Linked DNA regions of Homo sapiens: region 2 is linked to region 1. The links are chromatin contacts, found by Hi-C or POLR2A ChIA-PET in ENCODE. All regions are on one chromosome and are shown on one strand. The core of a region is the stretch at or near the end of the contact, and the rest is flanking DNA. Distances in the headings are between cores, read along the strand shown. Region 1 has its middle 37 kb from the start of BCAS1. Region 2 has its middle 25 kb from the start of CYP24A1.

The links. Hi-C counts contacts between places; a loop is a spot of excess contacts on that map. ChIA-PET counts read pairs that join two places held with the same protein, here RNA polymerase II (POLR2A). Pooled maps may share reads with other maps.
Region 2: a loop to region 1 is called in a map of transverse colon, with 38 times the contacts of the local background. The contact joins two enhancer-like sites. A Hi-C loop is called at or near these places in 5 of 168 maps with a recorded cell type or tissue (HepG2, K562, PC-3 and 2 more) and 3 of 50 pooled maps. POLR2A ChIA-PET finds 5 or more read pairs at or near these places in 6 of 52 experiments (A549, Caco-2, HepG2 and 3 more).

What each region holds. Positions count from the first base shown.
Region 1 is chr20:54,106,546-54,109,245 of GRCh38, reverse strand. No RefSeq gene overlaps it. Among named protein-coding and RNA genes, the nearest start is that of BCAS1, 37 kb to the right of the region's middle. Within about 2 kb of position 1,430, at least 2 of the 41 ENCODE cell types and tissues checked have a DNase peak (open chromatin) inside an H3K27ac peak, as active enhancers do.
Region 2 is chr20:54,147,819-54,150,518 of GRCh38, reverse strand. It overlaps a transcript of CYP24A1 not described here. Among named protein-coding and RNA genes, the nearest start is that of CYP24A1, 25 kb to the left of the region's middle. Within about 2 kb of position 1,303, at least 2 of the 41 ENCODE cell types and tissues checked have a DNase peak (open chromatin) inside an H3K27ac peak, as active enhancers do.

The DNA.
Region 1 (2,700 bases), core at 181-2,680:
TAGTGATGAATATCTTTCCACATACCTGTTGGCTATTTGTATGTCTTCTTTGGAGAAATATTTATTAAAGTATTAGCTCGTCTCTTAATCAGGTAATTCTTTTTTGGTATTAAGTTGTAGAAGTTATATATTTGGAAATTAACTCTTATTGGATATGTAATTTGCAAATATTTTCTCCCATTCTGTAGGTTGCCTTTCACTCTATTATTGTTTCCTTTGATGTGCAGAAGATTTTTAGTTTGATGTAGTCCCACTTGTCTAATTTTGCTTCATAATAAGATCCAGCAATCCCACTTATGAGTATTTATCCAAAAGAATTCAATTCAGGATCTTGAAGAGGTATGTGCACTACTGTGTTCATAGCAATGTTATTCACAATTGCCAAGATGTGGAAACAACCTAAATATCCATCAAAGGGTAAATGGATAAAGTAAATGTGATATATATACATATATATATATATATATATTCCATTGTATGTGTGTACATGTATAATTATATTCCATAGACATGCACACACATACAACGGAATATAATTCAGCCTTTAAAAAGAAGGAAATCCTGAAATATGTGATAACATGAATAAACCTTGAAAACATTACATCAAGTGAAACAAGCCAGTCACAGAAGGACAAACACTGCATGTTTCCACTTATAAGAGCTAGCTAAACAGTCAAACTCATAAAAATGAAGAATAAAATGTAGGTTAACAGGGTTTGGAAGGAGGAGGAAATGGGAGTTGCTAATCAACAAATATAAAATTTCAGTTATGCAAGATAAGTAAGTCCTAGAGACCCATGTACAACATTGTGCCATAGATAACAACATTCTACTGTACACTTACAAGTCTGTTAAGAGGGTAGATCTCATATTACATGTTCTTATCAAAATAAAATAGAATAAAATAAAATAAACCAACACAACACAAACCATCTATGAGGAAGGATTGTTTTATGTCTCCACCTGGCTTTTTTGGAATGTAAGTTCTGTAAGGAATGCAAAAGCCCTTCCTGTCGAGCCATTTCATTGTTTAATTGTCATGGTTAGACATTTCATGGTGTGCTGAATTGGGAACTTTTAAGACATTATATACAACATTACATACTTCAGATTTAATGCATCTATTTCATGACATGCTTTGTGTTATTCACATATACACACACACGCATGGAGTCACCCTGCTGGATTTGTACCCGTTGACACTGATCTCATCTATGAACTGGATGCCTCACCCACCCTCCTGGTCTGCCTTGGTTGAAGTCACACTTTAACCGGAAGGTCACAAACTCCCCAGCCTCTCTGAACCTTTCCTCAATAGGTCAGTCATAATTCTGCAGGCACCGGATTTCCTCTTTAAGCCCTACCTATGCTGTTGATTACTTGAGCAAGCAGCAGAAACACTGATAAACAGCAGGGAAGGATGCCGTTTGTTCTCACCAACTGTCTCACCTCCTGGCCCTTCTGAACCCTCTGTGGGCCAAGGAGTGTGAATGAGTTGGCCATCAGGAGAGCTCGTGGAGTTTACACAGACTAAGTGGAAGCCTTATTAAATAATTAACTCAACTTGGGCCCCAGCTTGCACTGTATGACCTCTCATCTGAACCCAGCAGAAAACAAGGTCTAACACTGAGAACTGGAATCCCTAAGTCCAAGACCTCTTACAGAAAGTTTGTAGCACAAAAAATTGCTGTCCCCTCAAAACGTACACCTAGACATAAGGTGCTAAGTCTGTTGAAACTATGAAACAGATGAAGACAAAAAGAGGAGAGAAGGCAAAACAAGTAATAAAATGGGATTTTTTTACAATTATGAAACATTTCAAGCATACAAAAAAGCAGCCACCATCCAGCTTTGTCAAATCTTGGCATTGGTCATTCATGCCCCAACACGTTCATAAAAATCACATCCCAGATGCAGTTGAATTGCACTGCCTTCTTTTCAGCAAACCCATCTTTGTTCCTCCTTATCCAGAAACAACAGCCATTCTGAATTCAAGAATTTGGTATTCACTATTTCAAGCTTGTATGATATTTTTGCAATATATGAATATGTTCATGATCAGTTTTATGATACTGTTTGCAGATTTTATTCTGCATATATTTTCCTGTAATTTCCTTTTAATTCAATATTTTACTTTTATGATATTACCTTGCCAGTACTTAGAGCTCTAATTCATTTGTTTTATCTAGTTGCTGAACCTTCAGTTGGTTTCCATTTTTTACTATCTCAAATCCTTCTGCCACCAACATTCCTGCCCAAGTCTCCTTGTATACATGTGTGAGTCCCTCCAGGATATTAATTACTAGGTCACAGGCATGCACAGCCTCCTCCTTACTAGATCTTGCCAAATTATTCCCTCTCCATGGTTTTTGCAACTTCAAATGCCCACCAGTACTCTATGAGAGTTCCTACTCTGGTACAATTCAATATGATTTTATTCCAAATTTTTGGTTCACATGACGCTCTTAATGAACAGCTTTATTTCATTGGAAAAAGAATGAAAGCTATAGGTATTAACTTATGACTACATAATCTACACACTTTAAAAAGGCATAACAGTGAATTAATAGCTTAAGATTTATACCTATCCCATATACACACAATTATATTTATATTTTATATTAAAAGCATTATCTCTGAGATAGAATAACAGCTTCCTAACATACATGTCAATATAGTAATAATAACCATAATTTTAAA
Region 2 (2,700 bases), core at 54-2,553, 41 kb before region 1:
CCCCATCTGTACTAAAAATTAGCTGGGCATGGTGGCAGGTGCTTATAATCCCAGCTACTTGGGAGGCTGAGGCAGGAGAATTGCTTGAACCTGGGGGGCGGAGGTTACAGAGAGCCGAGATCATGCCACTTCACTTCAGCCTGGGCAAAAAAGTGAAATTCAATATCAAAAAATAAAATAAAATCTAGGATTTTTCCTGCTATATCAGCATGAAGTTTAAGGGGTATGGAACTCACAGGTGTTTCATTAGCGAGAAAGCGCACTGGGGATTTAGGTTTGAAAGTCAACCAGAGTAAAAATTTCTTAGAGTTACGGTAAACTTTACATCCCTTCAATTATCTGTAAAGTATACCGTAAACACATAGTTTCATCCCTCATTAACCCATTTATGCCAGAGGTTGCAAATTTTTTTGTGAAAAATCAGACCTTAGCGATGACCTTAAGCAGTGGGATTTCAATAACTCCCAGAAGCTTAGCGTTCCACTAATGGAACACTAGGCATAAATGGGTTTTAATCCACAGAGGATTCCTTCCGGTGTTGGAAAAGCTTTCTGCTCTAGTGGGTGAAAACAACCTAAAGTAGTTGGCTTATGTCTAGGGGCCATGTCACATGAAAAATGCACTTCCTCAGATGCTAGAACCACACCAAGGGCATCAGGAGCTCACATTTTGAGATGTGCATGAGAAATAAGGCAAGAGGTGGATCTCGTTTCTCATCTTGCTGTTCTCATTGAGTGAGGGTGTTGGAATCACCTGGGCTACATCCTTCCATAGTCATCTTTCCACTCCAAGCATGGATGGTTGGATGTGCCTGGGTTAAGTGTGCATATAATGCAACCTCACTCCATCCCCTGTGTAAGTAATTTCCCCATAAATAATTCCTACTCTCCGGGGGAGCAGTACCTGGTCTGTAGAATCCCTGCTACAAACGTTGAGGAATTCCTTTGATCTCTCCATTTCCTCCTTCATTTTTTTTTCCTTTCTCTCTTTTTATTTTTCCCTTCCTCTCTCTCAAAAAAATTATTTGGACATCACAAAAGCCAACTGGACTGAATTCCATATATATTATTGTGTACTGGTTTCCCACAAATATCCCTGGAAATTTTGTTAAAGCTAAAATATGGAGTCAGCCTTGAGGGAGACAGAATAGGGACCAGAAAGGTGTCATAATAAGCTACGAGCACTGAGCAGCGTGTGTTACTGATGACAATCACAATTGCCCTGAGTCACTAAGCATCTACCCTGTGACAGGCACTGTATGACCTGGTAATCTAGAAGACCTTGGAGAGGAGGATTTACAACTTGGCACGAGTCCTGGGAAATTTGCCTAGCTTTATTGGTTACCATAAATGGTGGTTGTAAACATTACAACTAGGACAACCAGGTAAAAGGAAATATTTAATGAGTGCCTATGAAGATCTGTAAGCCAAGCATCATGGGTACAGGGGCAAACCAAAATAAACATGTCCCTGCTCTTACGCCATCTGTATCCTACTACGGAGGATGGGGAAGAACAAGGGGAGGAAATGTCAATCAAATAATCACAGAAATGCATATAAACTTGCTATTGTGGTGAGCTATGTAGGGAGTTTCACCATGTTGGCCAGGATGGTCTCGATCTCTCGACCTTGTGATCTGCCCACATCGGCCTCCCAAAGTGCTGAGATTACAGTCGTGCTGTCAGGAAGAATTAATTATTTATAATTTATGTCTATTTATGTCAGTGCGAGCTTGCAGATTCTTATGTTTTTGAATGGGTTATAATTTTTACACTGTCATTATTCATTTTGATATTCAGATTGCCCCAGATTTGATTAATGGGAGCCTCTTTAAATAGGTTCCTGTGCATTGTTGCTGGTTTTTTGTTTGTTTGTTTGTTTTGACATGTTGTTACCATTTTTGAGCACTTCCTGCTTTCTGGAACAATAAAATATTCCAGGCTGATCTTGTACTTTACCTGCCCCACCGTGGAATCATCTGTTTCTTCAAGAAGTCCTAATTTGTTTCAGTAGAAAAGAACATTTAGAAATCGAGATTTTGGCTCCTGGTGCTTGTTGCTACTGGGATGTTACTGCTTCTAGGCAAGCTCAGCATTCAGAGTTAAGACGTGTGTGTGTGTGTGTGTGTGTGTGTGTGTGTGTGTGTGTGTCTGTGTGTCTGTGTATGTAGAAAGAGAGAAAAAGAAGGACAAAACCAAAGTAGTAAAATGCAAATGCTTGAAGAATCTGGGTGAATGGTATATGGGAATTCTTTGTACTGTTCATGTAACTTTTCTGAAATTATGTCAAAATAATTTAAAAGAAAAATAGGCCTCCATCTCAAAAAAAAAAAGAAAAGAAAAGAAAAATAGGCAGTGTATCGAGGTGGTTAAGAACTGGGTGCAGGCCGGGCACAGTGGCTCATGCCTGAAATCCCAGCAATTTGGGAGGCCAAAGCAGGTGGATCACCTGAGGTCGAGAGTTCGGGACCAGCCTGGCCAACATGGTGAAACCCTGTCTCTACTAAAAATACAAAAAAATTAGCTGGACATGGTGGTGTGTGCCTGTAATCCCAGCTACTCGGGAGGCTGAGGCAGGAGAATTGCTTGAACCCAGGAGTCAGAGGTTGCAGTGAGCCAAGATCCCTCCATTGCACTCCAGCCTGGCAACAAGAGTAAAACTCTGTCTCAAGAAAAAAAAAAGAACTGAGTGCTGGAAGCAG